Regions from separate parts of the Mus musculus genome. Here region 1 is linked to region 2. Evidence: chromatin contacts called from ENCODE Hi-C data. All regions are on one chromosome and are shown on one strand. Each heading gives the region's core, a stretch centred on a gene start or an enhancer-like site at or near the end of the contact. The rest is flanking DNA. Distances are from core to core; before and after follow the strand shown. Region 1 holds the start of Zbtb14 (zinc finger and BTB domain containing 14). Region 2 holds the start of Fbxl17 (F-box and leucine-rich repeat protein 17).

Evidence for each region. A loop is a pair of places that touch in the nucleus more often than their neighbours do.
Region 1: a map of heart shows a loop between it and region 2 (6-fold over the local background). The contact joins the promoter of Zbtb14 here to the promoter of Fbxl17 in region 2. A Hi-C loop is called at or near these places in 5 of 37 maps with a recorded cell type or tissue (T-helper 17 cell, T-helper 2 cell, gastrocnemius and 2 more).

What each region holds. Positions count from the first base shown.
Region 1 is chr17:69,382,000-69,386,371 of GRCm38, reverse strand. Zbtb14 (zinc finger and BTB domain containing 14) reads right to left here and starts at 2,568. Exons shown (of 3, transcript NM_009547.3): 1 at 2,147-2,568; 2 at 868-951. The coding sequence starts at 870. Gm49894 reads left to right here and starts at 2,191. Exons shown (of 3, transcript XM_030250167.1): 1 at 2,191-2,272; 2 at 2,361-3,196; 3 at 4,074-4,372. The coding sequence starts at 2,191. The coding sequence ends at 4,121.
Region 2 is chr17:63,498,089-63,502,366 of GRCm38, reverse strand. Fbxl17 (F-box and leucine-rich repeat protein 17) reads left to right here and starts at 1,787. Exons shown (of 9, transcript NM_015794.1): 1 at 1,787-3,342. The coding sequence starts at 2,350.

The DNA.
Region 1 (4,372 bases), core at 1,319-3,818, 5.9 Mb before region 2:
GCTTTATGCTCATAGGATGCCAGACTTCCAGCCATCCAGTTAAAAGTCAACAGATGTACAGGTTGAGTGTCCTTTCTCTGAAATGCTCGGGACCAGAAGTGTTTCAAGTTTTAGATTTTTTTTCCTCCAGGTTTTGCAATACGTGCATACACATAATGAGATAAATTGAAGATGGTAGGCCAAGCCCAACTCCAAAACTAGTTGTTATTTTATATATACCTTACACATACAGCATGAAGGTAATTTATATACTATTTCAAAAAATACTTCTTTTTCGAGACAGGGTTTCTCTGGGTAACCCTGGCTGTCTTGGAACTGGATCTGTAGACCAGGCTGGCCTTGAACTCAGAGATCTTTCCTCTTGCCTGCCTCAAATAATATTCTTTTGTTTATTTTGTTTTCTCAAATAATATTCTCAACAAAACTTCATAGCACAGAATTTTCATCTATGGCTTCTTATTGCCCTTCAAAAAGCTTCAGAGTTTGAACATTTTGGACTTAGGTTCAACCTGTACTTGGTTAAGTATAGACATATTTTTAAAACAAAGTAATTTCAGAACCACCACAGAAGGCCTTCCACTGCGAGTTCAAGAGCTTATCGAAAAATACTGTGTTTTATGTAAAAACAACATGGTCTTACTTTTATTCAACCCAGTTTAAGTCTGAAGAAAACAGGTTTTTCCTCATGGAAGTAGAATTACAAACGTATGTGTAGAATGTGTGTATGTGTACACACTGGGGATCAGGGACTTGCTTAAACCGAGGACGTAGATTTAGCCCTTACTGATACCCCTAGACCCGAGATACTTATGTTAAAATCAAATGCCAGATGATAGTCTGAGGCTTACTACTCTAAGGTACACTCACCATGAACAATTCAGGCTATGTTCTTAATGCCTTAAACACCAAAATCTTCAGATCAGACTCAGGCTGATCAGGGGCAAGCCAGATCTACAGGAAGAAAGGCACAGATTAAGTAAGATTTTTTTTTTCTACATTAAATCCTAAACCAAGTATTTACAAGAGTCACAAAACACTCTGTCCCACCTCTTGCCTATGAACCGTTTTTTGGGGAGACACTGTGAGGCTAACAGTAGTCAGGTCTGGTTCTATGTAAGGACTAGACCCGGAGTAGTCCGTGGTATATATTCTTGAAAACATCAGCACATATATGTTCTTTATCCACACCACTTCCTGTTGGGTGCACATTTTCCTTTAAGAACTATAGACATCTAGATGCATGTTTGAATATCGGACGGCTGCAGGAACACACATACCCAACAGCTAAAGAGTGGAGAAATAAGCATGCCACTTTGTCTACTACACAATTACAAACTTGTCTCCAAGACTGCCATGGAGAAATCTTACATTTTTCTCCCTCCATCCCCGGATGCAGGTTCAAAGAATTTTCTTTCGTTCTTAACTCTCACCCAAAGAACTCCACATCCTGCAGCCCAACAGGCTTTGAAGAACAAAAATTTCCTCTACTGACCACCAATCCCACAAGTGCAGTAGAAGCAGGTGGCCGTGTTACAATACAGTCCTACACAATGACTTTGTCCGAGATTCCACCAAAGGGTCGACATCCTGAGAACCCATAACAAGTTCATACTATAGGAATCACAGGGCTCTGAGTTAGCAGGCTTTCCCATGTGCACGGAGTGAGGGCTGGTAAGATAGTTTCTAAGGATGCTCCCTCCAGTCTTCACCTCAGCCTTCCTGGGTTCTAGATGCACCCTGGGCCGGCAGTCAGCCTAAGGGAAGGCATTCCCTGCAGAAATTCCCTCCGTGGCACTTCTGAGGTCATGGACTTGGGAGAAGAGTGGCCCTATGGTAGCTATGGCAACATATCAGCGTGCGTACGCCTTCTCGATTCTGGTGAGTGTGTAATTCTTTTTCAAAGGAGGTCACAGGGCAATCGGCTCGGTTTTTTTTTCCCCCTATAGAGATGTTCCCATTGCTAAGTTCAAATGAGTCAAACCTGAAGATAACCATTGCCAGTATGTGTGTAAGTAGGTGTAGGACAAGACATAGCCCAACACCTATAATACTATAAAGCAGCTCCTTGCTAGCAGCTCCCCAAATCGCGGGAGCGTTAAGGCGTCCTCACCGAGCACAGAGCCAGGCTTTCCCAAAGCAAACTTACATAAGCAGCCGCAGCCGCCTCCTTATTCCGGAGCAGCTGCGACAATGGCGGCCACACCACTTCCCTGTTGCGACCGCACAACTTGGGAGTGGGGAATCCGGGGCCCCGCGAAAGACATGGGGCGCAGTCCGCGCGTGGGGAGCCCACATTCGCATTTCGCAGCCAATGAGCCGCCGGATGCAGCGAGCCCTCAGCATTCTCTCCTAAACAAAAGCTCCCCTGAGCTGTGCCCGCCAGCGACGGGCCACCTTCCCTTCCACCATCCTCCACTTCTCCAGGTCGCGGCGCGGGCGCGAGGCTCTCTTCCTTGGCCCGCAGCAGCCCCGGCGGCGCGACGAGCTCGGGAGCGGGCATGCGGCCGGTTCCGCAGCCCCGCGCCGCGCCGCGCCCTGCTCCGCCCGCGAGCCCCGAGCTCGCGCCCCGCGCACTCCGCGGCCTGCGCGTCTGGTCCTCCCGCGCCCTCCCGCGGCCAAGGGCGGGGGCGGCGCGCGGCCGGCTCCCCGGAGCTCGGCGGACGCAGGCGGGGGAGCGTGCGCGGGGGGTCCCGTCGGCTCCGGGGGAAACCACAGCTGCGAGGGGCGGCGCCCCGCGGGCCGCGCTCGGGCCCGGCTCGGCCGTCCCCACCCCCACCGCGGTGCACTGCGGCGCGGAGAGCCAGGCGGCCATGAACTCGGCCGCGGAGAGAGAGCGCGCGCGCGGGGCCGCCGCCTGGCCTCTTCCCCACCCGCTCGCTGGCCTGCGCAGCCACCGGGGACGCCCGGCCCCCCACGCCCAACCGCGGCCCACGCCCCGATCCCGCTCGCACCGCGCTGCGCCGCCACATCCTGCAGCTGGCTGCTGCCCCGGAGCTCGGCGGGAACGCGCCTCCTCGCAGCCGCCCCGGCCGCGCCCGCCGCCGGCTGCCCCCGCGTCCCCGCGCCCGTCCCCGGCCCTTCCAGCACCCGGCCCGCGCTTACCTGCAGCTTGGCACCGCTACAGACGCTCGCTGTCGCTGTGGGCTCCCTCGCTCGGCAGCGCGCAAGCCAGGGACGGGATGGACGCGGGGGCACGGTGGGTGGCAGTGTTTTGGATTTTTTTTTAATTTTTTTTTTTCTGAGTTTGGGGAGGGGGTGGGGTAGGGGGGGAATCGTGCACGTCCCTGGTGGTGGCAGCCCTCCTCCTGCACGAGCACACACTAGCCAACCCGCCGCGAACACCCCCACCACCCCCCTCCCCGTGCATGCGCGGTGCGGGCTCCGGGGTAGTGGGGGGGAGAGAAGGCGCGCCGCCGCTTGCGCAGGCACGGAACTGGCTGGGGCCTCCCTCGTGAGCGAGCGAGGAAAGGGTTAATCTGGGACCTGACGGGTGGTTGCTTTCCCTGGGTCTACGGGGCCGCCCGCGGAGAGCCCTGGCCTGCGCACGCGCGCGCACGCGCGCGGCAAGGGGCGCGCGGAGCCCGCGCGCGGGAGAAGGGGGTGGGCGGGGTCGGGGCGGGGCTTCTGCCGGCCAGGGGAGCGAATGCACGAGCTCCTTTCTCGAGCACCCGCCCCCTCCTGGAGCTCCCGACTCCAGGGCTCCCGCCGGCGCCCGGCCTCGGCACTGCGTCGGGAACGCGGGGAGCCTGCGCTCCCGTGCGTGTGCGTGTGCATGTGCGTGGGCCATGTCTGCCCCTGGGCGCGCACGGTTCGGGCGCTGAGCTCGGCCTGGCTTTTGGGCAGGTGTCCCGGTGCACCGTCTGTCTCCCCTGTACCGTCTCGACCGAATATCCAGGCTCATGGCTTGGTTCGTGCCACTGAGGCATTGTTTATGGGGAGCAGGCATTTGCAGAGCAAATGAAGTGCCATTTTTGATTTGGAGTATAAGGGGAAATTCCGGTCACCCTGGACAAACTGCTCAATCCCAAAGCTCTAGATCTACCAGACTAATTGGTGCCTTTACGTTTACCCAGGTACATCCCTCTCTAGCCATCATGTTTCCAGAACTAGGTTGCACTTGATGCTCCCATGGAGAGATCTGATAGCCTGGTAATGTCAGGACATCCATGTAAGTTATAGCTCCGCTGCTGCTGAAACCTTGTGTTCTCTGTGAGGCACTTCCTGATCCTCTTTACCTGCCCTCAGGCCCACGACCTGGAAAGTCCCTTTAGCCCCAAAATTTCTGTTCAACCTGCAATACTGGCAGCTGGATTGAGCTATTGTGCTCCTAAATGTCACTTCACTTCTGCTGCTTTGTCACACTTTCAACAGT
Region 2 (4,278 bases), core at 538-3,037:
TGAACTTCAGAAACTTAAAAGTCTCAGAGTCTGCCTACCTCATCTTTAGAAACGTTAAGTTGCAGTTCGAGTGCATATGTGCCCCTGATGGGTATGCATGGTGCCAGGCTCTCTATAAAGGACTTGCTAAAATCAGGAAGGCATTCTCGTTTCTAACTCCACAGTCTGATTCAACACACATTTATGAGATCCATTCATATTCTATTTTATTTTTAATTCAAGAGTAGTGGTGCACTGAATATTCCAGCTTCCTCATTCTCCCACTGACAGACATCTGGGCTCCTTGAGAGTTTTGCTCTCATCAGTACATTTGCGTTTCCATACAAGTCTTTTTGCAGACAGGACTTTATTTCTCTTGGTGAACACAAGATGTGGGTCTTTATGTGCCAAAGGGTAGACGAATGCTTGACTTACAAGAAACTGACAGGGCTGTACTTTCTGCACAATTTTAGCTTCATTTGCTCTAGAAAAGAGCCAAGCCGAGATGGCCATAACTTGACGATTCACGAATGGAGCTCTGAGAGCCTGGAAGACCCTTTCCTCGATTACAGGCAGAAGAACCATGGGCATGTGGGGGATATCCGTAGGTGAAGGAGTTCAGACAGCACATTTGAGAGTAACAAATATGTGAATATCTGGACAAATCTTTTTCCCATTGGTTTTTGAAATTCTGATATCCTCAACTCTCTCCCCGGTAGCTTTTGAATATACCCAGGGAGTATATTCTTCAGCAGGGAGGGGTGGGGCTTCTTTTAATGAAGAGTAGAAACTGCCAGAAACAAATCACCTCATTTCTTCGCAGCCTTTGTTTCTTTTCTGCCACTCCCCCCACTGACACTTTTTCTAAAGTCCTCTCCACTGCCTGATCCACTGCTTTGGACTCTTAGCATGGTTTCAAAGTTCCCTCCAAAACTTACCCTGAAATTTGCTACTGTTAACAGTATGCATGCAACATTCCTAAGGGGGTCCTTTAAGAGGTGATGAGGACACTAGAGTTCCGCCCTCCAGGAACAAATTGTTACCACAAGAGTAGGTTCCCGATAAAAAATGATAGACAGTTTCCGGCGCTTTTACCCTGCCACTTAGCTGACACTGCATGTTATTCTACTTTCCAAAGCCTCCAGAGCGAGATAAACTTCTTCATAGTTTACTGTTGTATGTAGCATTGTTATAGCAGCAGAAGAGACTAAGACAACTAACTTTCCCTACCTTCTCCCCTGTGAAAGCTGACCTCTCCCCATCCGAGAACCTGTGTCATCACTGTAACTTAAGACTTCTGAAGTCTGATCAACTTGCATGTTTTAGTTCCCCACCTTAGCCACCAAAGTCTGTCCTAAGGGCACCACACTAATATTCACAGAGTGGACAGACTGGATTTCAAGGTGTCAAACAACAGTAACATTGAGCTTGGAGCCTGGAATGTTGGAGTGTTTTTTCCAGCGTGTATACCTGTTTTCAGCGTGATACATGTTTTCAGCCCGCAATTGTGTGCAAAGGCAGCAGTATGCAACAGGTGCCTAGACACAGGAGTAGAATCAGTGTAGTCACCTAGCTAACGGATCCTTACTGGACTGTCACCCATCACCCAAGGGCTCAGGCCTCTCAGGTGGAACTGGTTCTTCCGTTCTCAATTGGCCTCAGTTTCCGAGTCAGGGCGATGGTGGGGTGGGAAGTGAAGGGGAAGAGCCAAGCTGAGCCTGGCCAATGGCAGCTCTTGAACTTACACCTCCAGACGTCAGCGCGGCCGTGGAAACGGATGTCACCCAGCTGGCTCGGAAGCGTCTCCATCCGCTTCGGGAGAGGGGCGTGAGCCCGGAGGCGTCCAGGCCACCTCCGTGTGCAGCCGGAGGGAGTGCGCGGCCCCGTCAGCGCGCAGCCCCGAGGTCCCCGCTTCTCCCCCGGCGGCGCTCCCGCCCCTGGGTGAGACCCGCGCGCCCCCGCGGGCGGCTCCGCCCCCTCCCGGAGCGGGCGGCGCGCTCCCGCGGCGACGGGCCGTGTCGCGGGCTCGCGCGCCGCCGGCCCAGCCGCAGTTAAAATGGTCCGAGTCGGGCCCGCGCTGCCCCCGCCGCGGCGCTGACTGACTGAACCGGCTGGCCTGGCCGGCAGACTCGCTTCCCTCCCTCGCGTCCCCACAGCTCGCGCCCGTCCTCCTCCCGGCTCCCCGGGGGGCAAAGCATGTAGCCCGCGTCGGGCACCCGGGCGGCCCGCAGCTGACGCCCACCCCCGCCGTCGCGTGTGCCGGGTGCGCGGCGCGGGCGACCCAGCCAGCGGCCTGCCCCGCCGCCGGAGCCCGCCCCTCGGGCCTCCCTCTCCCGCCCCGTCCCGGTCGCCCTCCTCGGGGCCTTCTATATGGGCCACCTTCTCTCGAAGGAGCCGCGTAACCGCCCGAGCCAGAAGAGGCCTCGCTGCTGCAGCTGGTGTCGCCGCCGGCGCCCTCTCCTCAGACTGCCCCGCCGGGCTCTGGCCAAGGCGTCCCCGCAGCCCGCGGCGCCCCGGAGCCGGGACTGCTTCTTCCGCGGGCCCTGCATGCTCTGCTTCATCGTGCACAGCCCCGGCGCGCCCGCCTCCGCCGGCCTAGAGGAGGAGCCGCCGCTCTCGCCACCGCCGCCGCCGCCGCGGGACGGGGCCTACGCCGCCGTCTCCTCGCAGCACTTGGCGCGGCGCTACGCGGCCCTGGCCGCCGAGGACTGCGCCGCCGCCGCACGCCGCTTCCTGCTGTCCTCGGCCGCCGCCGCCGCCGCCGCTGCCTCGTCGCCCGCGTCCTGCTGCAAGGAGCTGGGGCTGGCCGCCGCCGCCGCCTGGGAGCAGCAGGGCCGGAGCCTCTTCCTGGCCGGCGTGGGGCCCGTGCGCTTCCTGGGACCGCTGGCCGCCGTGCAGCTCTTCCGGGCACCGCCGGCGCCGCCGCCGCAGGCCGAGCCCGCCACGGCCCTCGAGATGGTTTGCAAGCGGAAAGGGGCCGGGGTCCCCGCCTGCACCCCCTGCAAGCAGCCCCGTTGCGGCTGCGGGGGCTGCGGCGGGGGCGGCGGCGGCGGGGGAGGGCCCGCGGGAGGAGGTGCCTCGCCGCCGCGGCCGCCCGATGCCGGCTGCTGCCAGGCCCCGGAGCAGCCCCCGCCGCCGCTCTGCCCCGCGCCCGCCTCTCCCGCCTCAGAGTGTGCCCCCATCGTGGCCGCCGCCGGGGACACAGTCCGAGCCGGGGGCACCGCCCCCTCGTCTGCCCAGCAGCAGCCCGAGAGCGGCGACGCGGACTGTCAGGAGCCCCCCGAAAACCCCTGCGACTGTCACAGGGAGCCGCCCCCCGAGATCCCAGACATCAACCAACTGCCGCCGTCCATCCTGCTTAAGGTGGGTCTGGGCGAGGAGGCGCAGGGATGCTCACTCCCCCCCCCCCGCCCCCCTAACCCGGCTCCCCCGCCTCCGAGGCTTTCTCTCTCCTCCCCCTGTGTGCAGAGGAGGGGGGGGGGTTCCCTGACAGCCGGGGGACGCCGGAAGGGGAGACTGGGAAGCCAGTGGGGCCTGAGCTTTCAGCCTGGTGTTGAAGTAGGAAAACTTGGAGGCTGCTGAATGCCTCGAAGTAGCTTAGGTCCTACAACTCGGGGTTCATGCATTGCATTGGCAAACCCCCCAATATAGATACTATACTAGATTCTGTGGAATATACACGCATTTCTTGAGCAAGTTGTATACAGTGGGCAACCACTTTGCATACTGGTGTTTGGAAAGTTTAAAAGTTTGATGGATGCTAGTCTAGTGGCAATAACTTATAGTAAGCATTTACCACGACCAGACACTGACCGAGTGAATGGCAGGCCTTGGTCAGTGTGTTCCTCTGTAGACATCTTTTGAGTGTACTGTCCCGAGGACTTGAATCCTCTCTCAGGGAGTTGAGGAAAGGTCTTCCTGAATGGGGGAAGTTGTTTGCTTGCTCCGGAAAACTTGCAAACCATTGGTTCAGAAGCTGATTTACAACTGGTGTGTGGTCTTTATAAGAAATCTGAGAAGCAGAGAGTGGCTCTTCAAAGGTCAGCTCTGGGAATAGCAGTTTTCCCAAGTACTTAATAAACCTGTTAGGTCTCTGGTTACTGCATTGTTCTGAATCAAATAAACTAGCCTCAGATTTTGCTACTTGTTGCTTTTACAACTTGAAGCAGTGTTACATACTGAAACTGCCGCTAGATTTTTATATGATCAGCCATTGGGTAACAGTTTCCTTACTTATTTTCCCTTTGCAATAATGGTCACCTTGAGCTAAACATTCAATAGGAGCATAATGTTTAGATT